Linked DNA regions of Homo sapiens: region 2 is linked to region 1. A link is an interaction called in ENCODE POLR2A ChIA-PET data of the cell type or tissue named here. Cell type or tissue: CD4-positive, alpha-beta T cell. All regions are shown on one strand. Each heading gives the region's core, and the rest is flanking DNA. Links, peaks and the distances in the headings are about the cores only. Region 1 overlaps RORA (RAR related orphan receptor A). Region 2 overlaps RORA (RAR related orphan receptor A).

What was found. ChIA-PET counts read pairs that join two places held together with the same protein. Peaks named below come from ENCODE experiments on the same cell type or tissue, not always from the same donor. Only the 100,000 strongest peaks of a DNase experiment are listed, where the experiment ranks them.
Region 2: POLR2A ChIA-PET joins it to region 1 with 21 read pairs; 9 of 35 experiments call an interaction of 5 or more read pairs at or near these places.

What each region holds. Positions count from the first base shown.
Region 1 is chr15:60,576,628-60,592,779 of GRCh38, reverse strand. All of the region lies in intron 2 of RORA (RAR related orphan receptor A), which reads left to right. The region is part of intron 3 of RORA-AS1 (RORA antisense RNA 1); the gene reads right to left. Among named protein-coding and RNA genes, the nearest start is that of RORA-AS2, 97 kb to the left of the region's middle. RefSeq lists silencers at 1-956, 987-1,106 and enhancers at 7,692-7,741, 11,400-12,226, 16,073-16,152. In CD4-positive, alpha-beta T cell, for the core only: CTCF peaks have their summits at 6,590 and 6,793 (motif pointing left); DNase peaks (open chromatin) are centred at 6,819 and 7,929; H3K4me3 peaks cover 1,171 bases; H3K27ac peaks cover 1,716 bases.
Region 2 is chr15:60,511,362-60,527,513 of GRCh38, reverse strand. RORA (RAR related orphan receptor A) reads left to right here. Exons shown (of 11, transcript NM_134261.3): 4 at 12,757-12,898; 5 at 15,893-16,152. All of the region lies in intron 3 of RORA-AS1 (RORA antisense RNA 1), which reads right to left. Among named protein-coding and RNA genes, the nearest start is that of RORA-AS1, 40 kb to the right of the region's middle. In CD4-positive, alpha-beta T cell, for the core only: a CTCF peak has its summit at 6,561 (motif pointing right); DNase peaks (open chromatin) are centred at 6,573 and 7,245.

The DNA of each region.
Region 1 (16,152 bases), core at 5,459-7,958:
CGCCCGGGCGAGGGCCCGGGGCGCGGGAGGGCAGGCCCGGCCGGGGTGGGCCAGCAGAGCCGCCGCTGCTACTCACCTGCCCGCGGGGGCGGGGCGGGGCGCGGCGCTGGGGCGCGCCTGCCTCCCGCCTCCCGCCTCCCGCCTCCCGCCCCGGGAGGAAGCGGAGGGGCGCGGTGTAAACAGAGCGGCGGCCGTGATGTCAGCCGGTCACATGGAGCCTCTTATGGCTCGGGATGGCTCTCGGCGGGCGGGCAGCTGCGGCAGCTGCTGCTGTGGCTCGGGCGGCGGCGGCGCGGCGGCGGCAGAGGGGGCTCCGGGGTCGGACCATCCGCTCTCCCTGCGCTCTCCGCACCGCGGCTTAAATGATGTATTTTGTGATCGCAGCGATGAAAGGTGAGCCCGGGCGCCCCGCCGGGGCCGGGTGGGCTGGCGGCTCCGGGGGGCGGGGAGGAGGGCGCGCAGGGGGAGGGGTGGGCGCGCCTGCCCGAACGCACGTACTGCCCGGGGCTCGGCGCGGGGGCCCTGCCAGGGCCTTCTGGGCCACCGCCGCGGCGCCACCTGAGCCCGGCCACGGGATCGGCCTGCCTCCGATTGGGGGGCAAAGGCGCACGGGGTGGATCCCCCTCTGCTGCCCCCTCCGGCTCCTGTCAGTCTCTTGGGTCCGCTTGGCACCGGGCGGGTCTCCCAAAAGAAAGTTTGCCGGGAGTCGCCGCGCTTCGGAAAGGAAGGGGAGGGTCTGCGGAGTTCAGAGGAAGCCGGGGACGCCCGCGGCCGGTCCCCAGGGCCCGCACCCGGGACAGCTCCGGCCTAGGTCGGGGAGGCGCCGCGGCCGGGCAGGGCCGTGCGTGCGCGTTGTCGCGATGTCATCCCCGGGGACTGGTCAGCGCCCCAGGCCTTGCGCCCTGCCCCTGCGTCCCCGAGCGCCTCAGCGGCCGCCGGCCGGGCAAGTGCCGCAGGTCCGCGCTGTGTCCCGCGCTGTGTCCCGCCGCGGCCACTTCCGAAAGCGCGCGGGCCGGAGCGAGACGGGCGCCTCGAGCGTGCCAAGACGCTCTGGGCGGCCCAGGGAGCCGCGGCGCACCCCGCTTGACACTTTGGCTGGTGGATGGAGGTGGGGAGGAACTCGGCAGCCCACGGGATCCGCGGGCAGGGGCGGAGGTTAGACCGTGGTGAGGGCCGACGGGCGCGGGTTAGTCGCGGCCAATCCTGCCGGGCGGCCCGGCCTTCCGCCCTCATCAGGACTCCGTAGCCGGGCCGGGGGCGGGAGGGGAGGGGGATTTGGTTGGAGGGAGGACTGGCTCTAGGTCCTCTCAGGTGAGAAGGAGAGAAACCGTGGCAAGTCAGGGAACTTTCTGATGGGAAAGCTAAAGTTTGGAGGTGTTCAGGAAGTCGCCCGTGCTGCCGGAGAAACCGAGACTCGCTCTTGGGACGGTTGCAAACAGCTCCGGAGAAACTCAGCCCGCAGCACGCCGCCCGCCGCCCGCCGCCCGCTTGTGCGCCCGCAGGTTCCTCGCCGTGGATAATCTGCCCGAGCTGCTTCGCAGGCCCGGCCGCCAGGCTTGGGGATTTAGAGCCCCATCTGTTTGCGGCGGACGCGGCTTCCCTAATGCGCAGCAATTGTGCAGACCCAGACTGTCCTGCGGGTCCTAGCCACCGGTGCGGGTGCCAAGCGCCTGTTAAACGTTTGCTAGTTTGGGGTTGTGTTGCAATCTGGAATGAAGGACACCAGTTCGGTATCTGCGCTGGGTTTACTTTCGGATCACCGAGCTTTGCCTTTCTTCACTAGAGATTGGGTGGCATCTCTTTTATTAATTATTAACAGGCCGAAACGTACTGGACGTTAAGATGAGCTGCTTGAGATGAAATCTTTCTATATAATGTGCCCACAGCAAATTTTCTCTTTTCCCCTGTGGCTTGAGGGGAATGGGATTTAATCATTTTTAGAATATGTAATTCATATAAGTAAAAGAGAGGAAACCTCCCGTGATCCGCGCTCTTAAGCACTTAAAATTATTTGGGAGGAAAAATTATTAAGATTTCTTATCGACTTCTTATGTTAAAAAATCTATTCTCCCCCACCCCCCCAAAAAACTTTTATGCTAGTCCTGCATTTCATTAGCCCTGTAAGTGTGAAACGTCTTAAATGCCCTCTGCAGTTAAAGCATTTTTTGTCTTTAAATTATAAAATTGATTTTGCTATTTGGAAGATGTCAATGCCAGTCTTTATCCACTTTGTCTAATATACTTTGTGTTGATTGGAGGAAAGGCGAGAGGCTGAGACATTTTAAACTGCTTTCTCCCCTAATGAACAGTAACGACCCACCAAAAAAAAGGAAAGTACGTTTTAATATTTTGATTTAAAGTTGATGTTTCCTAGTACATAGGCTTTTGCTTTTGTAATTCTACAAAGTGAAGTTCCATACTGTCCCTTGCTAATAGAATAATAAGAATCACACACGCTACCCCCACACTTGGAGTGACCTCTGTCTGCCATAAAATAATAGTTTCATAGTATTGTGCTTTGAAAAAAGTGCCTCAGAAGTACTGGCAATGCAATTTTTCTATAAACTCAGCTGCCTGAAAGAGAGAGAGAGAGAGAGAGAGAGATAGAGGAAGAGGGAGAGAGAATGCATCTGAACAATTAGAATATTTCACTCCCAATATCATAATATCCTGAATTTTAATGGGATTATCTTGCTTTGGTGCAAACTTAAGCTGAAAGAGAAAATAGTTTGTGGGGAAGTGAGGAATGCTGTAAATGTTTCCATATCAGATTTAGAGGAAAAAACTGGCTTAGAATCTTATTAAATACTTCCCTATTGCTTCTCAGTTTTAATAGTTAAATTGGTTCCATGTGTAAGACAGTTTGTATAACTAGATTTTTCGTGCAAAACAGAAATACTGTTTACAATATAGCTTTTTGGTATGTGGATGCATGTGGACAAGGGAGGAGAGAACAAGCCACCATAAAAGAAAGATTCTCTTTGTTGGCTGATTTACTGATGTTTTTTAAACATCAGTAAATCAGGCCCTTTGAACTCACCAAAGAAGAAAATCCTTCCTCTGCATTAGTTGTCAAATAAGTTTAGGCTTAGTTTCATGCTCAAATGTAATAAATCTTCATTTGAGTAACTCTAGTCTCATCCTTCAATTTTGCTTTTGTTTAATTAACAACAAAATTCCAATACCATTTGGATTGCTTCTTGGGCAAAGGGAGAGAGCCAGCTATAACATTTATAATCGGGGGAGCACTTGTTCTGCTCATCATAAAAGTGCATTGGCCAGATGTCACGCGGCAGCGGAGTACTGAAAGGAAATGTAAGACGTTCATCAGTTTCAGTAGATGATATACCCCTTTGCTTCATATGAGTGCTCAGCCTGTGTTTGTGCAAATGGAGTTATAAGAGCACAGGGAGGCTTAAAGGGAATTTCTGGCCCGTAGATTCTTCGTCCGGCCTGATTCATGTGCAAATGCAAGACTCCTCACCACTTTGAAAATACTGTATGTGTTGGTAGTATGTCCAACTGTAATAAATACGATTCTGTAGTTTTGAAGAACTTGGCCTTTCTTTCTACGAAATGAAATTAGAATTCGATCTCTGATCTCACTGTAAGGACCCATTGCCTGGTATCCCTTCACTGGGATTTTTGTACCATTTTTGTTACTTGTGATGGGAAGGATTGGGAGAAGGTGATGGCTGGATCTTGAAAAGAGAAAACCCAAATGGTTGCCACTACTGAGCAGAATGCTTATCTGGCAAGAAGGGATCAGTTCTTTTAAAGACAAAGAGGATTTCTGAATCCATTTGTCCATGGGAGGAGGGAGAAGCCTGGACCCTCCATGAAGTAGAGAGTATTTTAAAAGCACCATTTTCATGGGCAGCCTCTTGATTTTATATATTTCAATCACGTTACTTGAGATACAAAGCAGCAGCATGCACAAGTAAACCCTTTTGCCCACGATTTGAATTGAGAACCATATAATTTATTTAATGCTGCCCAGTCATGAAATAATGTAATTTCTAAACAGAAATAGTCATTTAGAAATATACAGTATGTCATCTAAACCTTAGCTCTTTAATATGTAGTAGATACACTTGTAAATATATTAATAATTCTCATTAGTCTCCTTTTTCTCCTATCTTTCCCTCCCACTCAAGTGAGACACAATAAAAGTGGATGAGATCAGCAAGGTGATAATTGCAAAGCACCTACAATAGCACCCAACCACTTTCTTATTTGCTCTGGGGTATCTAGGAAAATAATATTTATAAATGGCCACTTACTGGAGAAAAGTTACTGGATGGATGGATGGATGGATGGATGGATGGATGAATAGATTTGCAGAGGTAGATGTAGGGTTCAGTTTTCTTAAAAATCTCTTAAATTATTATAGGGATCAACAAAACCCCTTATGTGGAACAAATTTCCTAAGAATACTCTGTCATGGAAATGTTTTCTGCATTCATTTTTACTATTTACAGCACTTATTAGTAAGAAATCAAGGCTGCCTTTATGTATTTCATATTTAATAATTTTAAAGCCATAATTAGACACTCAGAGTCAGCAGCTACACCACTTTTATGTTTCTCTACTTAAAAAACAGTTTTTTTGGAGCCATCCACCAGTGACAAGTCAGGTGTGAATTGACATTTGATAGTATCTCAAAGACCACATACAGACCCTCTGAGGAATGATTTACAAGTTCTGTCTCCCCCATCTAGCTATTCTACTGAAGATAACTCCCTTCCATCCCAACCTTTTGATTCATGAACTGAGAGAGTCGTAGTCAGAGCTTTTTCTATCCGTCAGTATTTTGTGTGACATGATAGAACATGATTTTTCTGTTAATTGTCAAGAGATAGGAGGTCTAAATAGATGGATAATAGCATATACTATCCAATGGGCAAAATGCAAGGAAGCAGCTGAAATCTTTTGTTTCTGGATTTTCTTTTTGGAATGAAATTTGTTAGCCCTCATCATATTTTCAGGAGATAATACGATAACTTTAAAAATCTTTGCTCCTGTGGGTATAAAAAATAATGTCAAGATTATTCCCTAGGTTTTCCAGTTATTTCATTTTTTAAAATGTTACTGCTTCTGAAGTTTACTAGGCATTTCATAAACAAATAGGGAGATGATGCTAATCTATATTTATTTTGTGCTTTATGGTTTACAAACACTCTTACATCATTTAATCCTCCATAGAGAGTCACTGATAGTCCCATCAGTGACTGATGAAGAAACTGAGGCTCACAGAGGTTGCGTTATAGCCTAGCTTTTCCATCTGATAACGTGAAACAAGAACTACAACCCTAATTTCTATCTTCATGCCTCCCCTGGAGGAAGCTGTGAAAAACGTCCTGGATATAACTTTGTCTCTAGTTAGTGGAAATTATAACTCTGGCATTTATATGGGAAAAAAATAGATCCAATTATGTAATGCTTTGCTGAGCCTAATATCTTTAAATTACTATTTAATAAAATCAGTTTGGTACAAATGGGGTTATTCTTATTTGCTTATCATTAGCTCTCTTCAACCATGATTTTCATTAAGTCTGCTTGTTTTAAGAGGATATGAGTGAAATATAAGCATTATTTTCCCCAAGAATACAGAATACCATGAAGTACAGCTAACCTGTGTAACCAATCGCCATTATGATAGAATTGAGAGATATATCTATATGTTCCACTTATCCTTAGGCAAAGGGAACATTCACAAATGCATCTTCTAATTTTAATATGACTTTGTGTAGTATAAAGCTTACGAATTCTCGTGCTTGTGAGTGCTGTCGTGTTTGTTTTCATGACAGCTTAGGGGCATGATTGTAGATCTATTCTTGAGAAATCGTTTGTCTTTTAGAAAATCACGTGAAGTCTAAAAGTTTTCAAGTAGATCTGAAAAATCTCATTTCTCACTTAGTGGGGAATGGCCTTAATGACTGCTGGATTAAGGTGTGTTTGTCTGAAAGCAAATAAGGATTATTTCAGTCTCAGACGAAACCTTTAAAGTCACTCAGATGAATGTCTCACTGGGATTTGGACCCTGCCCACAATATTTCTGCCAAGTAGTTATCTGGTTATGCTGGAACACCTCCAACGATGGGGAACTCACTATCTTTAAAGGTAGGTTACTCCATCTTGAATTAGAAAAGTCTTTTTATATCAAGCATAACTCTCTCCTTTGTACTTTTAATCCCTTAATTCTGATCCTTTCCTTTGGGGCTGTGCAGAACACATTTAATCCATCTTTCAAATGAAAGACTGTAAGTCATTTGAAGACTAGTACTGTAACACACACATGCACACGCACACACACACACACACCCCTCTAATACGTAATATCTGCTGTCCCTCTCCAGTCCTTTTTGCTGTAAGTGTGGTTCTGCCTTCCCACAATCTTGGTCAGTTTCTTCCTCAAACACACTTCAGTTTGCCTAGAACCACTTGAAATTTTAATGCCAAAGATGGACCCCAAGTGCCAGTTGTGATATAATTGACTTGGCACTTAACCCAGCACATAGTAAAGAGGCAGCCATGACTTAAAGATGAAAAACTTTTGTTTTAAAATTTTAAAGATAACATCAGCTAGCTGTATCTCTAGCACCTCTCACCACCAGTCTTTGTGATATCATTGTTTGTGAAAGTGGACTTTTGAACTGTTTAGGAATACTTTTAGTTCCATTTGAAGTTGATTATTAAGTATCCAGGAAAATCAAAGATACTACAAAAATAATTAAAGGAACATTAGAAGCATTTCAGGTATTTTTCTGCCGCATGTCAGATATGAGATAAGGCTGCCCTCTAGTGGTTACTTGCACATGGACGGCTAAACCCATAATGGTGCCAGTGAATTTCCCATCAGGCTAGTGGGAAGGTCAAAGGTTGTAGTTATTTTCTTAATTGGAATGAGACATTTCTATTCCAGATTCAAAAGTTTAACTCGTTGTTCTTCATGGTTATCAGAAATGTAACTGTGGAAGGGATACTGAATTTTAAAAGTTTGCTTGGCAGGAAGTAAAGGAAAAAAAATTTTTAACTTAAAGCTGATTTATTTGCTGTTTGGCTCAATATTAAATTTAAGTGAAATTTGGTTTGTGAGTCAACAATTGTTATGACATTTTTAGTAATCCTCGTATTTTTTTAAGTTTCAAACTCCATTCTAATTCCCAACCCTTGAATATCTTTTAAAAAGAGGTCGTCATTTGATGAGCTAAATTCAGCGTTTCCCCTTTTTAAATCTAGAGCTTTTCTTTTTCAAAAATGATAAACATTTAGTAAAAAAGTAAACTACAGTAGCTTTTGGGGGGTAATAAAACAATTTTAAACATGGATGAAAAAAACTATTAACCCCTTGGTTTCTGAAGATTTATGGTTAGATCATTTGGTTCACTTAAGTATATACAGTTTGCCTAAAAAATAAGATAGAGGATATGTCAGAAACTCTGCATGAGGTAGCGACAAGCATTCATTTGCATATTTTTTAGGATAAATAGATAATACAAGTGGATTGTGGATTTGGATTTTGGTGTTATAACAAGTGTGAAACAATGGTAAAACAATCTGATTTCTGTGTCGGAATCTGAGGAATGAATATAGATCTTCCTATTTGCTTAAATGTTATTTGTTCCTGGTGCTACACAGAGGTATAAGAATGCACGTTTATATGAATTTTGCATTGCTGAAGAAGTCAAAGCTGATCTGAGCTAGAATAACCAGGGTAATAATAATGACAAATAATCACCAGGCTTGTAAAGGATAATAGTGCTTACGTGTTCCTATTAGAAAGATGAAATTGCAGCGTTTCATGAAAAAGAAGAAAAAAAATAAAAAGCAAGGAAAAACTGCTGTTTAAACCTTTCTATCATAGAAATAAGGCAGTGGTTCAGAAGTGAAGACTTGTGGTTAAGTTTCAGATCAGTTATTGAAGCCAACCGTTTTACAAACTGCGCCACCCAGAAGTGTGATTTTTTTTCACCACATGAGAAGTATTCTCTTTTTCACAGAATGTTATTTTCATTTTTCGGTTGTTGGAAAGGTTTTTTTTCTCCTTCTTTTTATTTGTTCATCTCACTTCAAATCTTCTGTAGAACAGTGGGTGAAAATAAGTAAATAAATTTGTTTCAGCAAATACTTAAGTGCCTATTGTGTGCTAGGTAATTCAGGTACCACCTTTGTGCTTTTATAATAGGAGCTGAGACACCTTCCTCCCAATCAAGTGTCTTAAGCCATGAATCAGCATTTAAAAAATGCACTGAGAAGTTGGCAGCCACACTTAGTCAGAGAAGGCTGCTTTATGGCTGTTGGACTTACACATTTGCATTTGCTATAAGCTACATGCCATTTAAAACAAAGGAGATTTCTGTGACATGCCAAACAATGCAATGAAATGTTAATGTAACTGGATAAAGTCAAACCCTATACTTATGGATGAACATGATTTGCTTCCACATAAGCCATAAGTTAGCTCTAAAATCCTGCCTGAAACAGTGGTTCTGAAACTGTAGAGTAGAACCCATACTCCAGAGAGTCTTAAGAAGGCGGATCCCTGGGTCTCACACAGAGTTTGATTCTGTCAGTCTGGGGTGAGGCCCACGAAGGCATGTATTTACACAGCATCTCAGATGTTTCTGATGCAACTGGTCCTTAGGCCTCACTTTGTGAAGCTCTCTGTTCTAGCCTGTCAGAGCCAGGTGGACCGCAGAGTCCTCCAGTCCTCTAGTGGTTCCCAAATGTCATTGATCTTCACAGTCATCTGGGAAGCATTTAAAAAATAAATGCCTTTCTCCAGCAACACCTGCACAGATCCTGCTTCCAAAAGCCTAGGAGGGGAGGCCAAGGAATCTTCTTTTGTAAAAGATCCTCTTGTGAGGATAAGACAGGTTTGGGAACCACTGCTCGGGGCTAACCCTTTCCTCTTACTCACGAGGAAAGGGAATCTCAGAAAGGTAAATTATATTAAGGTAACCATTCACTTCTCTTTAGTTCACTCCCTTCAGCATGGAAGAGGTGCCAGATGTGAGCAATTTCTGGCATTGTTATTAACACACTTGAAATATTTTTCTGTTAACTTTGGCCTTGCTATCAACCAGCATGCAGAAGCAAGTGGGCAGACTGTTCCCTCAAATCTCTTACCCCAAGTGGCCCAAACAGGAGAGAACCCTGAGGCTGTTTTGGTGCTGGAGGCTGCTGTGAGACTTTTCAAATACTGTACTCCTTTTCGTCATAAAGCCTTGTCCAGAAGCCCCAGCCTCTGCATGTGACATAGACACAATGTATTTTAGCCTTCACTGTGTGCCTGGGCTGGGTCTTGCCAATACTGTGACCACTTAGCAGGAGCAGGCTAAGAGTCTTACTGCAGAAGTCAAGGCCAACTCAGTGGAAACAGTGATGTCTTTTCAAGGTTGCTTTATTCAGCGACAAAGTAAAGGTTTCAGTGCCCTGGAAGCTGATCAGTGCTTCCTGTTTAGCACATGGCCTTTCTCAGGCACTGAGCATCTGGTGTGTATCTGCCAGTGTCCAGGCTCTGGAGGTGACATCCAAACAGGGGAGACCAAATGCTGCCTTCGTGCAGCTTAGATTCTAGTCTGGTGGGATAGATGAAAGTAGACTTCCTCTGGCTGGTGTGGAGAAGGACTACCTGCCTGCTTCCACACTGCGACACCAGCCCCCTTTTTCTTTTGAAAATGCTGGTGTAGTATCTATCTCATTATTGTGGCAGATGTGATGCTGGCGGCCGAGGGGACAGCAGTGATCATGTCAGTCTCTGGTCTCTGTGAGTGTACATTCTGGTGGGAGAGGTAGGTAATACTTAAGTAAACATATCAATGAACTAGATAAATGCAGATAATAACAACAGCTAGGCCAATGTAAAAACAGTATAATGGTTTAGAAATGCTTATGGCCTCATGGGTCAACATCAGGGAACTGAATCAAAAAATTTTCCCAACTGATGGTGAACATTTTGCAATAGACCTCACAGGTCATCTGCTCCCAACCTGGTCTGCGTATTAATCTATCTAAAGAGTTTTTAAAAGATATATAAGCCCAGGCTGTGCTCTTACAGATTTCTGATTTTACTGGTCCCAAGGTGTAGAGCTCAAGTATTGCTACATTTTTAAAGATAACTCAGATAATTCTGGTTGAGAAACCTCTGAAGCCCAACACCCTCACTTTGTACATGAGTCACCCTGTCCGCAGTGTAGCAAAACAATGTTGAGTAGTGGAAACCCCCCTACATAGGGTGGGGGAAGATGAAGATATGGGTTATTGTCCCAGATCTGCGATGCAATAATTGTCAGGTTAAACCTCAGTTGTTCACTTTCCCTGTTTTTAAAGTTAAAGGGTTGGACTTGGTAGTCACCAAGATCTTTTCCATCTCTACCGTTCTATGAAAGTGTTTCTATTAAAACAGAAACATGCTCTAGTTTCTTGTTTGAGACTTGGGAGAGGCAAACAAATGCCTCCTACTTTCCTTATTCCCTGTCTCTACCCTTAATTGCTATAGGTCCTTCTATCAGCTAATCAGTTCCTTTTGGAAGTGAAAATTTAAGACAGAAAGAGGTAATTACTTTATGCTATTTAAATAAATTTAAGAACAAGCAAGTTTTCATTAATATTAATAATAAATATGCCCAGATTTAGTTCTAGTAAATTACAGTCATACCTTATTTATCAAATTGTAGCCTAAAGCTTTTTCCGTTTTTGATGGTTGATTTAAAACCAAGGGGCGGGGGCAGTTGTTTAAAAATGGAAACCATGGAGTAGCCTTAACCATTGCGTACCACAGTAATTTTATTCTTTACCAAATATTCCAAGCCAGGAACCCAAAGAAATTGAGTCTCTCCCAATGTATCGTCTGCAGTTTATTAGCAAGCAGAAACAATGTATCTCTTGTGATGCCATCTTATTTTATAAAAAAGAAAAACAGAACTAAGCTCCAGCATGAAAAAATATCATTTAACTTCCTAATTTGAGACCTGGCATCTTTAAAAACTTGGATTTCATTGAAACATTTATTCAAAAAGACAGCAGTTCATTATAAACCAGCATGGTGTGATGTAAGCACCTTAAGTTTATTTCCTTGTGTGGAATTTCCCAGTGGGGTTTGATAATATTCAGCAGTTTCAGAAGCGATAAAGGAGTTTGAAAAGAAAATCTGATGGGAGCTGGTAAATGAAATTAGAGCCATATCTTTTTCAACAGAGATCTTTAAAGATTTGCATACCGCCTATTTTGTATATATCTAAGAAATTGTACCTCCATTGCATTCACAGCCACGTTTGCCCTAGACACAAGATTATGAAAAATCCTCCTCCTCTTAAGTTGCATCCGTAACATCAAGCAACTTTTGAAAATGATATTGTTTAACAAAACAATTGGTTTGATAGAAATCCATTTCAAAAGCAATGTTTCTACCACAAGCAAAATCTCGTAAAACAGAAGCATTTTGTTTCCACTATTGCAGAGAAACAAAGTTGTTTAAGATGAGTTAAGATGTCTCAGGGTTTTGGCAGTCTTTCTAAGCCCCCTGCTGCTGTTACGTTCAGAATCCCTTTTGAAGTGGCCTGGAAGTTTCTATGCAATTTCAGTGGCTGCTTAGGGGAAATATTGGCTAAACTGCTCATTTCGACTGTTAAGATGGATCGAGTGTTTTCAGAATGTTTTCGTTTGCTAGAAATATGTTTTGCACTGGGGCTTCTCTTGTTGAAGAAGGTTGGTTACCAGCCATCTGAAGATGCCTCAGGGTGTTTACAGAAAATGTGGGTGCTGTAGTTATATTTGAGCACAGCCCTCCCCCAACAAAGATAGTGTGGTAATCAGCAGGAATGTGAAAACATGTATTTAAGGATTGATGCTTGTAAAAGAGGCGCTGTAAAGAAACATGGTTGTTCAGATGTAAGAAATGACTGACAGCTCTCTTTGTAGGCATGCTAGTAACAATAAAGTCTAGAAGTTCAACATCAAAGCGATCACAGCTTACTCCACCAGTGACTTGCACATCAAAGAGGGAGCACAAGACAAAGGAAGTGCACTGAGGTATGTTTCTGCCTCATAGCCAGATCCTCAGGGGGAGCTCCCAGAGCTCCTTTCATGAATGCATAGTGATTTTTGCAGATCAGCGTCTTCATTTCATAAATGACCAGGAATATAAAAGCAGGGCAAATGAACGCCATAATTGCTGGCATCACTTTAAGTTTGGTTCGGAAAGATTCATCACAGGAGCGATTGGTCTCTCTGGTTTCCTTGAGTAGTGAATTCTATACCAGTGTGGGCAACTCTAACTTCACCTAATGTAGTACAGGGAATTATTCACAAAATAAGAGAAAACAAAGTGGATACATTTCAAATTGGTGGATTGGAATTATGCTTGAGAACATAAAACTGGACCTAAGTTAGTGCAGTATGCCTCTTTTTTCTTTCCTGTTGATTGCTTAATTTTTTGAGATTAACCTTGTGGGTGGATGTCTGCTGAATCAGGTGTGCATTACTTAACAGGTGTGTGACATAATGAAATTTAGACCTGTTAAACCAGCTCTTAATTAATCACCAGATCTATGCTTCAGTTCTCTAACTCAAATCATGTGTACTCCAAAATGCCAAAAGTAGAACAGGAAGAAGAGTCTGGGTTTGACTTTCTTCCCTCTCTCTTGATATTACATTGAAAATAAAATTAACCATGCAAGTATTATGAGTGGTTTTAAATAATGTGCTTTTTTTTTTGCTTGCCTTTGAAATTTAAAGTTCTTTTATAGTTCATCTTCAGTAATTTACTCATTTTTAAGTGCTATTGAAAAATAGTAGTGCTCTGTGTAGTCATTAATAAATACAAAGCAGCTTTCTCAAGGCTCTAGGGAGACCTAATAAACACAACTGTGTTACTAATTGATGCTATACTGAGCTGACAAAAGTAGTGCATCGGTAAACAGAAGTTAGAAAGCAAGAAGTTAAAGAACTATAGGGGATTATGTAGACATCAAGGGTTGAAAATTATAATAAGGCCTCTTTAGGGGAGCATTAATTTGCATGGGGCTGAATTAGGACAACCAATTATTTCTGAGGACACTACTAAGAGCTCATCCAAAATACCCCCAAAGTGAAAGGTTTGGGAAAGAGTTGGGACTTAGGTGAGATGGAGGGGGCACTGAGCATGTCATATTTCCTATAACTCATGGTAGTTCAATAGTTTTCTCAATAGCATGTTAGAATAGCTAGTTTTCTTTGTTAGGAGAAAATGCTGATGAAATCAACAGTACTGTAATTTCTTTGTTCTATACACACAGTTTATGTTGAACTACCACAATGGAATTTTTTTTTTTAAGCAGGAAGGGCAGGAGAGTGGAGACAGAAATAAACCTTTTAAATCTTCTTTACGTGAACCCCACAAGGACATAAGCATTTAGCAGATTAGAGAGCGTTTGGATTTATAGATACTATCCTCTACAGTAGTGGTCTTCAATGTGTGATCCAGGGACCCCCTGCGGGGCCCCAAGGCCCTCTCAGAAGCTCCAAGAGATAAAAACCAGTTCCATAACAATACTGAGGCATTGTTTCCCCTTTTTACTACGGTGACCATTTGTATTAATGGTGCAAAGCATTGGTGGGTAAAACTGCTGGCACCTTAGCAGGAAGCAGGACGGTAATGCCAAGCTGTACCAGCAGTCATGGTATTCTTCATTACTGTGCAGTTGCTGTTAAAAAAAAAAAAAAAAAAAAAACCGGGCGCGGTGGCTCACACCTGTAATCCCAGCACTTTGAGAGGCCGAGGCAGGCGGATCGATCACAAGATCAGGAGATCGAGACCATCTTGGCTAACATGGTGAAACCCCATCCCTACTGAAAATACAAAAAATTAGCTGGGCATGGTGGCGGGCGCCTGTAGTCCCAGCTACTCAGGAGGCTGAGGCAGGAGAATGGCTTGAACCTGGGAGGTGGAGCTTGCAGTGAGCCGAGATTGTGCCACTTAACTCCAGCCTGGGCAACAGAGCGAGACTCTGTCTCAAAAAAAAAAAAAAAAGTTTCATTTAAGAATGTGCTTGATGAAGCAGAAAAATTTATTAACTTTATTAAATTTTGACCCTCAAGTCCATACCTTTTTAATGTTCTTTATGACAAAATTGGAAGTTTGCATAAAGCACTTCTGCTTTATACTACTAAGTACCATGTTTGTCTCCAGGGAAAAGTACTTGTGTCATTGTTTGAGTTAAGAGCTGAACTAGCTGTTTTTTGAATGGAATGCCACTTAATAGAATAACAGACTATAATTATTCAGATGTGGATATGTTTCATATATTTTCTCAAAAATGAACTTTGAGTCTGTTATCTCCTGAAAAACAGTTCACAGTATTTACTGCCCATACATTCAGGCAAAAATCTGAATTTTGGAAAACTTGTATCCAACCCCAGGAATCTGACAGCTTCCCAATACTTAAAAACTTTTCTGATGGTATGGGTAGTGATATTAATCAACATAATTCCTTGATATAACCACATCTAATAATGAAATGTGTCAAAATCTGGAAGATATACAAAACCCAGTGAACCAGTAGTTTCCAAGTGACCCATGGATGATATTATAAAAATATATGTAGGTAAATGATCCACTCAAAGTGCAAAATATACCGGTGTATTTTAATTTAACAAAGTACAAAAAGTCAGTGATATGGCTTCAGGTTCCATATTCTAACTAATCTTTAAGAAACTACCACTTGTTGAGTTTTAGTGTAGTACCACAGAAGAATATCCAAAATTATCTGAAAAGGCTATTATAATACCTCTCCTTTTTCTAGCTACATATCTTTGTGAGGCCAGATTTTCTTCACATACATCAACCATAAGAGCATAACACAACAGATTGAATGCAGAAGCAGCTATGAGAATCTACTTGTCTTCTTTTAATAGCCAGATATAAAAAGATTCACAAAAATGTAAAATAATGGTATTCTTCATGCTAACTTTTTGTCTTATAAAATATACTTATTTTTATATGTTAATATGCAATGTGTTTATTACTATTATTTTAAGTTGAATTATAAGTAAATTGTGTAAATGTTCCCAGTTTTAACTTCTAATATGGCAATGACTGATGTATAACCTACAAAAACAAAAGCTGTTTGCAGCTTTTTTTTTTTTTTTTTTGGAAACAGAGTCTCACTCTGTCACCCAGGCTGGAGTACAGTGGCGCGATCTCGGCTTGCTGCAACCTCCACCTCCCAGGTTCAAGTGATTCTCCTGCCTCAGCCTCCCGAGTAGCTGACATTACAGACACGCACCACCACACCCGGCTAATTTTTGTATTTTTAGTAGAGACAGGGTTTTACCATGTTGGCCAGGCTGGTCTCGAACTCCTGACCTCAGGTGATCCGCCTGTCTCAGACTCCCAAAGTACTGGGATTACAGGCGTGAGCCACCACACCAGGCCTCTTTGCAGTTTTTAGAAGCATAAAAGTATACAGAGACCAAAAAGTTTGAGAGCTCTTGCTCTACAATTTACTGTAGGAGACATAGTCTGAAAATTGTATGACAAAGCACAAGGTAACAATAGAAGGGGCTTTAAATTCAGACAGATTTATCAGATGAGCTATAAATTATATTAAAGAAAGCACTTTCAAACATGAATTCAAGAGCAAATTTTGTAATCCTCGTTTTCTTTATAATGTCTTCATCTTTCATAACAGTGGAAGACCAGAATCTTTGGTGATATTCTATTTTCAGAGATTTTTGTTTTTGTTTTTTTTATTAATATAGCAAAGACCTGGGCATAAAATTTGTGGTTTACAGAGGCTTTACAGTTTATCTTTAATCATCTGCAACCTATATTAGCAAAAATAGTACTAGTAAATGATGGCTGTTTTTCTTTTTGTTTTGGGCTGGTGTGGAGGAAAAAGCTTTTATACAATTAGTACCACTTCCAGAGCTATCCCAGCTCCTGAAAGATGTGAAACTTTTGTCATGAATGTAGGCACCTTGGAGAATTTTATCACTGTGTGTAGAGATGGAAAGCCCTTGCAGGCCTGCGACCATGCAAGTGATGGGCACCTTAACACATACACCATTCACTCCCCCTCAGACCTTCTCCAAGGGGGAAGAGTTCTGCCCAGATAGCTGTCAGCACCTGAGTGTGACAAGGAGGCTAAGCCCTCGACTAACAGATAC
Region 2 (16,152 bases), core at 5,590-8,089, 65 kb after region 1:
GGGGCAGGCCTGCCAGGAAGGAGGGGCAGGTCGTGCCCCATGCCAGCACAAGAAAAGGCCATGGTAACACTAGAGGCTGTAGATGTTAAAGTTCAATCTTCAAAGTGAATAAAAATATGAAGTGTTAGGAGGAAAATAATCATTGGTTAAGGTTTGCTTTTGAGAAATCATCTTGTTTGCCATTCAACTTCTGTTCCTAATTTCATCATGAGATACAGTGGCTGCTCAGATGATGAGGGTGAACATTTGATCTCAAGACACACATACATTTTTTAATCCATATCCTTTTAGATATTTTGGCTACACAATTTTAACTGCAAGTTTTTTAATGATAATGCACGATCCAGTATTGGGGTTAGTGAATTGGTTTCTGATTACATTTAAAACCTTTTCCTCTTGATAACACTAAGAACAAACTGGCATTCATTTGTCCAATATACACTTACCAATCAATACATTTAAGATGATGTCTTATTCAAAGCTTCCTCTTCTACCCACTAAAGATAATTTGAGACAATGTCTCTGCGTTAACAAATATATTTTCTTAAACAATAAAAAAGGCTTTTCAAAAATATCTAGAGTATATAAGTGACACCTTCCCCCACTGAAGTAGTTAAAGCCATTTCTGGAGCTTTTTATGTTTAGGTTAAAAAGCAGCTTTATATGAATGTTCCTTTTAGGCTCAAATTATCTTTTAGAGGATTCTAATATTATTATCTCAGTTGTGAAATGTTGCTAGTCGTGAACTAATTCTGTCCACTTTTCACCATTGATACATTCATGCTCATTTTTATTTTAATACGTGGCCCCAGTATTAGAGCTGGGCATTTAAAATGAAAATTCCACCTGGGGGAGGACAAGCTGTTATTGCATCCTTACGATGCCTGAGTTTCGGTTCTGTTATACACAGGCAGTAAGCGAAAATTTTTGTTTAGCTAAATCTTCCAGTCCTGTGATGAAATGCGCAAGTGGTAGGGCTGTGTTAAAACCCAATTTGCATCAAGATGATTCAGATTTTTTTTTATTTGTTTGTTTAGATCTTAATCATGTCCCAGTAACTGCTGCCCTTCCTCAGCTCACAGAAAACGCCTGGCTCGAAGCCATGTTGTAGATAGGGCCCTGACACAGCACCTGGCTTGGGGCAGGTCCCTCGTGCGTGCTTGGGAATAACCATTGCTGAATGTCTTCACTTGTATTGGATCTGAGTATGGCAAAGCACAGTCAAAAGCAGATATCGACACTTACCAAATATGACACGTGGGCAGCTTTAATCAGAGACCACTTGCGCATACAATTCTACAGGGAGGCCAGTCACTACTGAACAAAAACGTAGCTCAGGAAATCTGAATTTCTGTGATTTATTGCTGCCAGATGTATGAGTATAGGGCTGGACCAGCTAACTTTCGTGAATGAGGCCGCCTGCTCTTTCTAAAGAACAACTTTTTTTCCTCATATGCTTCTTTGAGGACTCTTATTTCTGACCCCCACCCAACTTTAATTTTATAATTTCATCTGCTTGATTTTAATCCATGCATGCCCTTTATGTTTACCCCTCAATAAAATGAAGTTATCCTCTTTTTCCCCCTCTAGCCAGATAATTAACTTTTGGCCCACACTGATCCAGAGATATTTCTTCCTTCTCACCCCCATGCTTCTGAACATTCTCAACAGAAAGTTGCCAAGATAAATAAAATTGCAACACAGTACATGCTTCTACATAGAAGATTCTCTGCTTTTCTCATCTCTACTTTTCTTAGTCTCAGACGTAAAATGAAAGGTAGACATACACCCACTTCAGCAGTCCCCCAAATTCCAAATTTTTAGTTGTACTGGAAAATACAATAATTTGGGCAGGCATACGAGCATTCACAATAAATCACAGAGTTATGAATAAATCTTGGTTGTCAAAAGCAAGTGTGTAGCCGTTCCAAAGCGTCTGCCATTAGAATTCAGCAAGGCAGCTGTCAGCTGTTTTCTTGTAATTAAACAGCCAATGAGCAGCTAATTAAGACATATGTGTATACAGAAGTGGAAGTGGGTATGTTAATGAACTGTAGGAATCAATTCATTAAGTGAAAATTGTCAAAAGACCAAACATCAGATCAGCATTTCAGCCTCTGTTTCACTGAGAAGGAGCCCCACACAGGAGGGGACAACTCAGAATCAGACCCCCGTTCACCTTCCCAGCCACACCCACAGTGCAGCGTCCAGCCAGCCCATGAACTTAGACAAAACTATTAAAACTCCAGTAGGAAGTGCCAGGCATATTTCCAGGCTTTTAAAATTTATCTGACAAATGAGTGCTTTCCTACCTGTATGGAAACCTGGTATTTGATACCCTATAAAATGCCATCTCCCTCATCTGAACCATTGTAGGGAACTCGGACTACAGAAATTGAAAAGTGTTTTTTTGCGTGTTTGTTTTGTTGTTTGTTCATCTTTTGTTGTTGTTGTTGTTATTCAGTCGGCCCTACATGTTTGTCTTGGTGCTTTTTAGGTGGTGTATTAAGAAGTCTATGGCCTTTGGAATAAGATACACCTAGGATTCAGGAATTCAAATCCTGGGCCCTCCCCTTACCTGCTCTGTGACTTTGGGCACACGGCTTAACCTCTCTTAAGTTTAACTTTCTCATTTGTAAAGCAGATATACATATCCCTACTTTGCCAATTGTAGGTTGTTGCGGATTGCAAATAATGATGGCAAAGTGTCCAACATGGTGCCTAGTAGGGAGCAGGTGCTCAGCATATCGTCACCACTGTTTTTATCACTGCCACCATTTTTTCCTCTGGTTGTTCAACAAGTATTTATTGACTTCTCTAAGTATTGGGTTAGCTACTGGAAACAAAGAAACAAGGCAGTCAGGCCCTGGAAAAGGTAGACATTAATAATACAACAAGGTAAGGGCTAGGAGGGGGATAAATACAGGACTCTTAAAGGTACACATGGGAGGGGCCCCTCAACCAGCTTTGAGAGGGCCCAGGTCAGAGAGGTTCCCAGAGCAACCGAATGTCTTCTCAGTGAATCCTGAAGGGAAGGAGAGAGTTTCTTTGGGGAACTGTGGAGATAGAAGTTTACGCTTGGTCATTCTATGACTTTGAGAAGAGCTGCCCGGACATGTGGTCATTGCCTGGTCATCAGCAGGGAGCCATTAAGGGCTCATCAGCAGAGAAGTGACTTGATCAGTTTGATGTTTTAGAAAGATATCTTTAGTAACTGTGTGAAATGGATTGGAGGGAATGAGAATGGAAGCAGGGGTCCCAATTGGAAGGTTGTATAATAACCAACTCAAGAAGTGAAAGACATGGAAACTTAAGAAAACTGCAGTAAAGATGGAGACAAGTAGATGGATCTGAGAAATAGGAAGGTGCCAAGAAGCAGCCTAACTTGGTGATGCTTGAATATGGGTGGGGAGGAGGCAGAGATTAAGTGAAGCCCATCTTTCTGCCTTGAGTAACTGAGGGAAAGATGATGCCTGTCACTGAGCAAGAAAACACTGGAGAGGACAGCTGGGAAACAGGCTGTGGGTCATTCTCTTCTAGGTCGGGTGCAGTGGCTCATGCCTGTAATCCCGGCATTGTGGGAGGCCTAGGCAGAAGGATCACTTAAAGCCAAGAGTTCAAGACCAGTCTGGGCAACAAAGCGAGACCCTGTCTCCTCTACAAAAAATTTAAAAATTAGCCAGGCATGATGGCATACACCTGTGGTCCCAGCTGCTGAGAAGGCTGAAGTGGGAGGATCACTTGAGTCCAGGAAGTTGAGGCTGCAGTGAGCCGTGGTCACTCCATTGCACTCCAGCCTGAGTGACAGAGACCGTATCTCTAAATATATATATTCTGTTCCAGAAAGTCAATGGGGGCTCTAGAAGGCCAAACCACAACTTTGGGTGAATGCCTATCCAAAGTCAGGGGGAAGCATTGAAACAACGTGATGGAGAGCTGGTGACACAGCAAGGATGAGGCTCAGGCCAGCCACATGCTGGTAAGCTGTGAACAACTGGCTCTCTGGAAAGCAAAAAGTGTCTATCTGTATGTAGATAACTTTGGTATCTATCTCATTGATATAATTTCACATAATTTTCAAACAATAATAAAATATACAATATTCTTTATTTTAAATTTCATATAGACAAATGATTCTCACTGAATGCTCTCATGATTTTTGCTGAACTCCTACATCTATCTGCATGGTTACAACTGAGGAAAGACTAGTTCCAACATGAATGTTGGTTGATATTTTGTTTACATTAATGACTAAGAAGGGAGTGAAACAACGAAGACATTTTGGAACTTCATTCATTCGCCAACAATGACATGAACCACTTCCTTGCTGACTCAGTTAATAGTTTTCAAATACCAGAAGAACATTTCTTCCACTTTTTATGTTATTCACAATGGGAGCACTGGATATGATGTACTGTTAAGTTTAATCTGCATTATTATAATTTTCATCAGTTTTTTTTTTTGTGTTTTTTTTTTGAGGCAGAGTCTCGCCCTGTTGCCCAGGCTGGAGTGCAGTGGTGTGATCTCGGCTCACTGCAACCTCCGCCTCCTGGGTAGCTAGGATTACAGGCACCTGTCACCAAGCTTGGCTAATTTTTGTGTTTTTAGTAGAGACAGGGTTTCACCATGTTGGTCAGGCTGGTCTCGAACTCCTGACCTCGTGATCTGCCCACCTCGGCCTCCCAAAGCGCTGGGATTACAGGTGTGAGCCACCACACCTGGTCTTTTTTTTTTTTTTTTTTTAAGACACAGGGTCTCACTCTGTTGTCCAGGCTGGAATGCAGTGGTACAATCATAGCTCACTGCACCCTCAAACTCCTGGCTCCAACAATCTTCCCACCTCACCTTCCCAAGTAGCTGGGACTACAAGCACATGCCACTACACCTGGCTAATTGTTTTATTTCCTGTAGAGACAGGGTCTATGTTGCCCAGGCTGGTCTCGAACACCTGGCCTCAAGTGATCCTCCTGCCTCAGCCTCTCAAAGTATTGGGATTACAGGCATGAGCCACTGCATTGGGCCATCACCTTCCTGCCTCAGCCTCTCAAAGTATTGGGATTACAGGCATGAGCCACTGCATTGGGCCATCACTTTTTAAATCTAGACAATAAAGCAAAATAATAAATCAAACCCTGATCTGTAACATTTGCCAATTTCTGTGGTGTAAATAATCCCACCAATGGCCATTTTCAAGCCACCCGACCCGCTCTTTCACAGAATACAGAGTAGGGAAGGGATGCACAGCATGGTATAGTATTTCCACCTTCAGATATAAGGATAATTGATGTAGACAACCTGAAGAACATTGATAACAGTAAAATAATCATTAAAAAGTAGTTAATTTTTTATGTCAGGAATGCATCAGTTAATGTGTAATAACAGATTTAATAACTAGCCTTAATAACAAAATTCCTGACATTTTAGCACTCAGCTCTTGCAACCTGGTATGAGCCTTCTCCTAAACACCATGGCCTCTGTCCCAGTTTGCCAAGCGCCCATCTAATGGGATCAGTGAAAAATTCATAGTATACAGTCATTTTTTTTAAAGAAAAAGTATTAGGGAATAGAATTTCCAGAGAAGGTAAGACACGTATCAGAAATAAAAGCACAAGGCGTTTTGAAAAGCTAGGTGAAATAAGGGAGGAACACTGGAGAGATGTCTTTGAGACAGTAGGAATTGAAACAAAAGGTGGATATGTAGGGACTCTGTGTCAGGAAATCGAGAATGTGTGACATTGTTTTGTTTGTCCCACAATGAAGAAGATACATATAAGTAAGAGGGCACTGGACTTAAAATCAGGACAAGAGATTGAGTCCCAGCCATGGGACCTTGGACAAGTCATTTAACATTCTAAACTTCATTTTTGTTTTTGGCAAATCAGAAAACTCGAATCAATCTCTGGTTCTTAACAAAAGGAAGTCAAAGTCTTCGGGGAGCTTTTAAAAAATATTTACTATAAAAATGACAATTGTGGCCAGGTACGGTGGCTCACGCCTGTAAATCCGAGCACTTTGGGAGGCCGAGGCAGGCGAATCACGGGGTCAAGAGATCTAGACCATGCTAGCCAACATGGTGAAACCCTGTCTCTACTAAAAATACAAAAATTAGCTCGGTGTGGTGGTGCACGCCTGTAGTCCCAGCTACTCGGGAGGCTGAGGCAGGAGAATCACTTGAACCCAGGAGGCAGAGGTTGCAGTGACCCGAGGTAATGCCACTGCACTCCAGCCTGGTGACGGACCAAGACTCCGTCTCAAAAAAAAAAAAATGACAATTTTTTTCTTTTTTGACTTATAAAAATGGGAATTTCTCATTGTTCAAACTACTATGTATGCCTGGACGACATCGCCAAAAGTTTCTGGTTTGATATATAGTTCTGGTTTGATATATCTAAGGTGTATCTTTTAAAAGCTCTGTGGGTGTTTCTGATGCATCACCTATATGTCAACTGCTGTACCTGATAATCTCTCAAAGTCTTTCAGCACCAAAGGCCTGTTTGTTTTATTCTAATTTTCTATTTGCAATAGCTGCATGGTAATCTGCTGCCACTAGGTGGTGGTAGTGCGCCACAGTCACACTAAACGTATACTACCTGAAATGTATCATGGTGGCTCTCTGGCTCAAGCTCACCATGTTTGTAAATGAACATCTCCATGTATTTTAACATCCATAAAAAGTGAACTTTTATGACAGCCAAGTAATTTGTTAGCTTATCTTTTAGAAATAACAAAATTGCCAAATTATGTACTTGATACCTTTCCCAGCTCACAACTTCAGCACTTTTTTTTTACGCCTCCTCAGTTCCACCCAAAACTCCATGCCCTAGTTTTGTGCTTCCCCTGCTCTCTGTATGACCTCCAATCCCTGGAATTCATCTCTCAGCTCACTCACTTCCTAATCCTTTTGCAGGATTTCTCCCCAATCAGACAAAATCTATCTCTGTACTTAGAAACACACTACTTCTACCTTGAGGTAGGAAGGTACCTACCACACTTTCTACTTTTCTTCTTCCTCTTTCTAATCCTTCTTCCTCTTATGTGTTATTTAACTCTTAGTATCTTATCTGTTTAATTTTCCAAACCCTTAATCCTCTGAGAACCCCGCCCCCCAAGGAATACTGAAAAGAAGAGGTTTTTAAAAAGAAAAAGAAGCAACCCAAACCCTCATTCTTCCTGAAATGCAAAGTTCAGTATTCGTCTGAGTCATGGAGGTTTACTCACCCTGTTTCTCCCTTCTCAGCTCTCACCTTATAACCCCACTTCACCTCTCGCATCTGATATTTGATAGTTCTCCTTGTGGGTATGACTCTGTTGACTTAATCCAAAAGAAAGATCGCCTTTCTGGTTCTTAGCTATGCCACTCCCAGAACTTTTCAGCAGGCATTTGTTCAGCTGACTTAGTTGAGGTATAAATGATGCTGTAGAGAATAAGGTGTGTCTGCTTGCGTGCCTGCTTTCCCCAAATCCTCAAAACTGAGACTTCCAAATAAGGGTAATCCTCTTCCAAGCAGATAGTGTGGAAGCTGGACATTGGTTCGAGCCACAGTGCCACTGCTCAAAGAACATACGGAATGCTTCATGAGTTTGCCTTGCAACTTATGGCATAATTACACAGACATCTTTAATGATAGTTATTCTGTGCCCTTGCAGTAAGTTTCATTGTTTGTTTGTTTGTTTGTTTGTTTGTTTAAATGAGCTAGAGTGATTTAGAAATAAGGTGAAGCAAATGGGGCAGAATACTTCTGGTCAGAAATGAGGAAAAATGATGGACTCATGAGACTGATTTTCTTATGTGACTCCTAATCCAGATCAGGAGGCAACTCCAGAGAGAGATTTTTGTAAAATGTCTGGGCGGTAGGAAGCTGGGTCAGCTAAAGGTGCTAAAGTGAGGGAAAACACTAATTTCAGAGTAGATTGCTCTTGCTACTTTATTCTGCATAACTTGTTTTTTACACTGCCTAATTTAATGGTTGCCCCATATGAGAACAACTAAGGAGGAATTCTTTTGACACACAAGAGAAGCAGAAAAACAAAACAAGATGACAGTGTAAGTTCTGGAGTTAAACTATGTGAAGTCATATCCTGGCTTTACCCCATGCTACAGCGAGGACTCTGAGCAAGTCACTACACCTCTCTAAGCCTCTGTTTTTTCAGCCTTAAAACCAGGGGAATGATAGGATTTGCCCAATATTGCCCTTGTCACAAGTGAATGACACAATCCACATAAAGCATAGAGTGCCTAGTATGAAGTCAGTGCTGTTTTAATGGTATTTGGGATTTGTTTTAATCAGGTACCATAAGACACACAGATCTGGAAATGACTGTCATGAAGGAAGAAGTTTGTTACACAGTAGTCCCCCCTTAGCCTCATGGGGATGCCTGAAACTGCGAACCTTTTAGATACTGTTTTCTCCCATACATCCAGACCTGTGATAAAGTTGAACTTATAAATTAGGCACAATGAGAGATTAACAACAATAATAATAATACAGAACAATTATTAAAATATACTGTAATAAAAGTTATGTGAATGTGGTCTCTCTTTGCTTCCCTTCTCTCTCTCAAAATATCTTAATATTCTTTTACTGCAGTTGACGCAAGTAACTGAAACGAGGAAAGCAAAACGACGATTAAGGAGGGAGTGCTGGACTCACAAATCCCTAGAGACAGGGCCCATGCCACACCATACAGGGGACACATGGGGAAGCGCCAGGGTCAGTGAAGGGGAGAGGGATGTGGGGAAACACTGCCAAGAGCCTCCATGGTGTTTTCCACAGGAAGGAAGGTGCAGCAGGATGAGCAGGATTAGGATAAGTAGCTAGTCTGAATCATTACAGACGGCGCTAGGAGGTAGGGGCTGTCCCTAATTGTCTTGTACCTAGCCCTAGGGTGACCAGGGCAGGGGAATCATGGCGAGAAGCGTAAGGGCCTGATGAAGAAGGTGTGCTGGGTGTGGGCTCTAGCCCACTTGGTTTTGTGTGAGAGGTGGCTGACAGCAGGTTGTTTGCTGTATGTAGGAGTTATCCAGCCCTGCAAGGGCAGTCCCTCCAGTGTCTGCAAAGCCCGAAGATGTCTGCATCCAAAATACAGAATAAAAAGATATGGTTACTACAAGTACTCAGTAAGACTGATAATCTGTCATCATCATCCTCATGCCCTTAAAGCAGAGCTAACTGATGATTAATATATGCTTCTATGTTAACAGTCTTGGACTTTATTAATGGTGGGTGGAAGTTAACTTAATGTATGTATGCAAACTAAAAAGTGGCATCCTTTTCATTAATGACCCAACCATTATTCAAGAGCTATGTCTAGTTAGGGACTTCAGACTTTTGAAAGAAATGAAGAAATAATGCCAGATACATGGGCTCGCACTTGGAATCCCAGCTACTTGGGGGACCGAGGTGGGAGGACCGCTTGAGCCCAGGAGTTCGAGACCAGCCTGGGCAACATAGCGAAACCCTGCCTCAGTTTTAAAAAAGAAAAAAAGAAGTAGTGAAGAAATTGGAAAGGATTCTGAGAAGAAATATGCAAGGTGGAAAAGAGCCTAGAAAGAAAGGTGACAGATGCTGGGATTTGGTCGTCAGAAGAGATATCTAGGAAATAGCATGGCAGCCCTCAAGTACTAGCTCCACTTAAAGAAAAAAAGAAGAGATCATTCAGACATTCCTCATATTCGGTGATCACACAAGAAACTGTAGCAGGCTTAATGTGAAGCAAACAAAACTCAACTTCAGCTAAAGCAAAAACAAATACATTCCTGATTTTAAGCATCCACAGTGATGCCTTTACACAAGGGTATGAACGGTGGGAGAGTCTCAAGAAAGAGATAAACACCTTTCAGCTTGGACAGAGATTATGTGTCTCAGGGGAAAATGAATACCTAGACAGCTGACCTCTTGGTATCTCTTTCTAAGGATTATCTGCCTCTGTGACCATTTATATTTTCTTGAATTCTCTCTAGTAAGCCCCCAAAGAAAGCCTTACTTCTTCTTACTTCCTTTTCACAGGGGAAACAGACACACACAAACAATAAAATAAAATAAAATAAAAAACATAGCTTTAGATATTTTTCAGAAGAGAGAGATTGCTTTACAGAAGAGGCGGGACTTGATCAAGGGTAGAGTTAAAGTACAACAGAGAGACAGTCTGAGACATGAGGCCCCCAGCCTTGCCCATGTCAAGGTTAGCAAGCACCTTGGCTGAAAGCAAGAGGAGTGAGAAGTCAGGGTCCTGCCCTGTCCCATCCCAGGTTGGATTTTCCAAAGAACTGGAAACTGAGGTCATATACATCAACTTGGTTGACAAAGGCCCCCAGCCATTACAAAGGAAGGCAGGTGCACTTCTTCTCAAGCTGCCCACCATAACTTCCCATCTGCCTATTGTAGGGGGGAAAAAAAAAAAAAGCACAGATGAACAAAAAGAAAAATAAAATCTGATTGGCCCCACCAACTACTGCCAACAATTTGGGGCATAATTTTCCAAATCTTCTTTTATAGTAAATATATGGGTGTCCTTTTTTTCCACAAAACTTGGATTATACTATGTTTAGCTCTTTAGTTCCTTTTTTAAACATTCAATGGTATATTTTTATCACCTTTTATATCAATAATTATATTTCTGAAATACCATTTGTAGTGGTTGAATCCCATTGTATGAGTATACAATATGACTCTTTTAATTCAGTAATGTTGGACAGTTAGGATCTTTCTACATTCTCTATATTATAGATAGTACTGTGAAGAACACCCTTGTAGGAAAATCTTTGTAGCATTCTAAATATTTCTTTAACGTGTATTCCTTAAAAGCCTAGCTCAGTGGGTAGGCTTTTTAAAAATTTTTGATACAACTGCCAAATTGACCTCCAGAAAAATCGTTCAGTGGGAGAGCACCCTTATCAGTTTGCCTACCACTCTGTTAATTCTTTAGGATTTTACCTCTCCCCACTAGTGTCGCCCTCATTGGGGTCATCTATCTTCACAACTAAAGCTTTGAAGGTAATAATTCTCTTTTGTACCCTTCATGGCTTTGCTTCATGGAAATGACTCTACTTACCTTATTTTTTTTCTGCATACATCCCTAGCTTGCAAAGCCACTGAAAGATAAATGAGCAATAAAAAGATAAAAAGGTGGATCATGCCTGTAATCCCAACACTTTGGGACTCCAAGGTGGGAGAATCACTTAAGGCCAGGAGTTCAAGACAGGCCTGGACAACACAGCGAGACCCCCATCTCGACCAAAAAAAATATATAAATATATATATATAAATATATATATATAAATATATATATAAATATATATATATAAATATATATATAAATATATATATAAATATATATATAAATATATATATAAATATATATATATAAATATATATAAATATATTTAATATAATATATATAATATAATATATAAATATATATAAATATATATAAATAAATATATATAAATATATATAAATATATATAAATATATAAATATATATAAATATATAAATATATATAAATATATATAAATATATATAAATATATATAAATATATAAATATATATAAATATAAATATATAAATATATATAAATATATATATAAATATATATATAAATACAATATATATAAATATATATATGTATGTATGTATGTATAATTAGCCAGGCATGGTGGTGTGCACCTACAGTCCCAGCTACTCAGGAGGCTGAGGCAGGAGGATGGCTTGAGCCGAGGAGTCTGGCCTGGGTGACAGAGCAAGACCCTGCCCCCTCCCCCGAAAAAAAGCCCCCATGTGTTTGGAAATTAAGAAATATGCCTCTAAATCACATCTGGATTGAAGAAGAAATCTATTGAAAGTTAGAACATGTTTTTCACTGAATGAGAATGAAAATACTACGTAGTAAAGCTTTTGGGTTGCTGTTAAAACATCACTAAAAGGAAAACTTGACACTCTAAGAATAAACAGTGAAAATCAGCTAAGAATACAGCTCAGGAAGTTAGCAAAAACAAACAAAAATAAAGTTATTGAGGTCAGTAGCTCCTTATACATCTTTGTATCCCCTCTCATTTCCCAAACAGCACTTGACACGAGAGGAACTTGATGAGCATTGGACTGGATTTGTTCCATCTTTAAAGGCCATGGTTCTGAACATGTGGTATTTCTAAACTGCCAGGGATGAGGGAATATTCCCAATCTGATCTGCCAAAATAATCCCTCCAAGTGTTATCTAATGCTTGCGATAGCAGATTCAGACTTGGGGAGTGAGAAACGCCTAAAGGGCCGTGTGTTGAAGTGGGCTAGTGAAGATTACCATGGTTCACCAGGTTCACAGTGCCCTAGGTTGTGGTGTGGCTGCATTTTCCTTAACTTGGATATTCCAGGGAAGTGTTTTGTATTTATTTTACAAACAATCTCTTAGAGATAAAGGCTAAAGGTAAGTCCTTTTGTATCATTCCATCAGGCACATTGCTTTTGATCATCAGAAGCCAAGAACAAGGACCTGGTCCTGTGCCTTTTTACATGGGCAACTGTCTGTTGAAGTTAAAGAAAGTTTTGCAGGTATAAGGGATGGAGGATTAGGCTCTGGGGATCAATTTTACTCAAGGAAAAAGAAGTGACTTTAATTTCATTAATGGTCTCCTGGATGATTCTGCTACAAGTTTAATTCTCCATTAAATATTAATGCCACTCAGTGCTTAGCATCCTGCCTTTAGTATCATACCACTCATTCTGACACTAACCTGTTTTATATTTTATAACCATATCACAGGGCTTTTTCAGGAGAAGTCAGCAAAGCAATGCCACCTACTCCTGTCCTCGTCAGAAGAACTGTTTGATTGATCGAACCAGTAGAAACCGCTGCCAACACTGTCGATTACAGAAATGCCTTGCCGTAGGGATGTCTCGAGATGGTGAGCTCTCACAGCTTGAGTTGTACAGTTGCACGGGGTTGTGAAAGTGCCTTCTGAAACCTGGACTCAGATCTGCCAATATCTGCCCCGCCTGCCCCCTCCTCATTATTCCACCTTACGCCCCGCCCCCCATGCTCCTCTGGCAGCTACATGGAACTCACAGCAGCTGCTTCCTCCTCCTCCTCATCCTCAGAGTCAGCTGGCTGGCTGATGGGTGGGGGTGGTGTGGAGGAGAAGTGTCTTGTGCTCAGAACACCTTCAGATTTTTGATATTTCAGCCATTATAGGTGGGTCGATTGACTGACGGTAAGTGTCATCTGAAGGCCTTAATAAAGATGTCTCCTCTAGGCATTTTCCCCTGCAGGAAATGTGAACCACAACTGTTACTTGCTTTACACTAGTAAGTCTATTGGAGGTTGGGATGAAGCCGCTTTTATGCTAACTGGATATTTTGAATCACATGCCAAAGCCAAATATTTGTACATACAGAATGTGTGAAAATAGTGCAAAGCATGGCTCAATGACAAGTGTTCTTTTCATTAAATGAAGCTACTTTAAGGAATAGAGACCGTCTACCATTCAAGTACAAAACATTTCAAGATCTTCCTGGAAAACTATCTTAAGTGCACTGAATAATCAACACCAGATTTCAAGACAGTTATGCTTATACGTGGAAACTGGGCAGAAAGCACAGCGGGTCCATTTTAAGGATTTTTCCAAATATACCAGCTGGCTCTCTTAAGAGATCCCTTTGAAGGAAAATGTCTCCTCCAGTGGAATTTCAGCCTGTGGAAAAATACTTCAGAATGCGGAGCAGGCTTTCCAACAGTCTGCCTTCCCCATAATCTGATGTTCTTAGCGCCTGTAGATCTACATAGGCACGAGTTCACTTTTGTTCCTGCGTATTCTAAGAGGCACTCTGTGCACCACTACAAAAGTGAAGCTTTTGACATTGGAAGATACAAATCACAGAACTTCCACCATATTCTCAGAAATTCCTGTGACATGCAACTCTGCAGATTTCATCTTCCGATGGTACTAAACTGACAAAGTTAGGTATATCTCATCAATTTGTAAGTTTAAATCACAAGTTGTGTGTGCATTTTCTCAAGAGCTGGTCCCTTTATTTCACTTACAGGATATAATTACTGTCGTTAATATTAATACAAAAGTTAAATCATAATTGCGGAGTCACAGCAGAAAGTTTCACCTGTGGGTATTAGGCCCCTTGAGTGTCCTAGAAAATTTTTTTCAAAAAAATTAAGCACCTTCAGTATGCCTTCTGAAAATTTTGCATATAAGAAATAGCACAAGTTGTTGTAGGCATAGAAAGAATTCTGGAGGTTAAGAAATTATGGTTCTGAAATTCAGATCCCACATCAGCCTGGTTGCTGCCTGAGCAGCCCCACCCAAGTTTCTTATCTGAGTTGTGGAAACTGGAAAGTGACCAGTATTCCAGCTCACCTGTTTCCTCTGTGAACAAGGACAGCGCGTCCTCTTTGGCAAGAAAAGAATTCACCACCTGGCCACTGTGAGGGCCTTGGTTCCCAACTTCGTGTCCATCTATCCTGCCTCCTGCCCTAGACTCTTATAACTACGATCATAGTCAAATGGGTGAATGCATCCACCCCATCAGCTATAAATTTAACCACAATCAATTAGGAGAACTAAGTCCCTCCAGCAAAGACTGAGTCTAGCTGAAAAATAAGTGAGTTCATGGAAGAATTCAGACCAGGAAATCATAGGGTTTTTTGTTTGTGTGTTTTTGTTTTCAGTTATCTTGGTGTTTCACAAGAATTCATTTGATATTCTGAATGAATTGGAAAGTTATTCATTATAGTGACTGCTCCACTTTAAATATGGGGACACATCCCAAAGAGAAGCATTACAAACAGAAATCTGCCCAACAAGGATCATACATTATAAGGATCTTATATTATAATACCATATTTGTCCTTTCCAAATCCTGATGCTGTGATTACTTGAGGCTAAATGGGAACAGCAGAAAGTGTTTAAAGATGGGTCCTACTGGGAGTGGTAGCTCACACTTGTAATCCCAGCACTTTGGGAGGATGAGGCTGGAGGATTGCTTGAGCCCTGGAGTTCCAGACCTCAAGCCAGGGCAACATAGCGAAACTCCATCTCTACATAAAGTGAAAAAATTAGCTGGGTGTGGTGGTGTACACACGTGGTCCCAGCTACGTAGGAGGCCAAGGCGGGAGGATCGCTCAAACCTTAGGAGGTTGAGGCTGCAGTGAGCCATGTTCACATCACTGCACTTCAGCCTGGGTGACAGAGAGCAAGACTCTGTCTCAAAATAACTAACTAAATAAATAAAAATAAAGATGGGTCTCAGGGTTCCACAGGGGCTGCCATGACCCATGACCCATGACTGGAGGAGGGGGCTTCTTAGGTCAGGTACTCTGATGTAATTCAAAGAATTACAGAGGCCTCATCCAGTTCATTCAGACCTCACAATGAAGCTGCAGAAGTGGCCATTTGATCAGGGAGAACTGTCGGAGCGTACAAGACGGTGAACTGAATGAACGCTGAGGTTTGACTGCTTATTCCTTGATGAACCCTGTGAGTCTTTGCTTCCCTGTGCCTTGGTCTGAACGTGGGAGAGAAAGAGGTAGCCTAAGCCAGCTGCACGGGGGGAGAGTGAACAAGCCCATTAAGTTATCAGTGGGGCGCAGTGGAAACGGGGGATGTGACAGCAGGGAAACAGAAGTGGCATCTCTCTGGGCCCCTCCTACCTGCACCAGGCCTCTTTCTGAAACATGAGTTTCTCTGGGATGTGTGTTTGCTGTTGGGGAGCTGGAGCGAGTCTGTGTGGGTTGGAACTGTTTTCACCTCTGAATATGTCCTTATTTTGTGGTCATGCAGTTTTGGATTGAGATTGTGTGAGACTTCAAAGGAAACCCCAAAGCTCGCAGGAGAGAATATTGAAGAAAAGCGCATTGTATGTAGTATGGTTTGGCTTTTTTCTTCCAGCTGTAAAATTTGGCCGAATGTCAAAAAAGCAGAGAGACAGCTTGTATGCAGAAGTACAGAAACACCGGATGCAGCAGCAGCAGCGCGACCACCAGCAGCAGCCTGGAGAGGCTGAGCCGCTGACGCCCACCTACAACATCTCGGCCAACGGGCTGACGGAACTTCACGACGACCTCAGTAACTACATTGACGGGCACACCCCTGAGGGGAGTAAGGCAGACTCCGCCGTCAGCAGCTTCTACCTGGACATACAGCCTTCC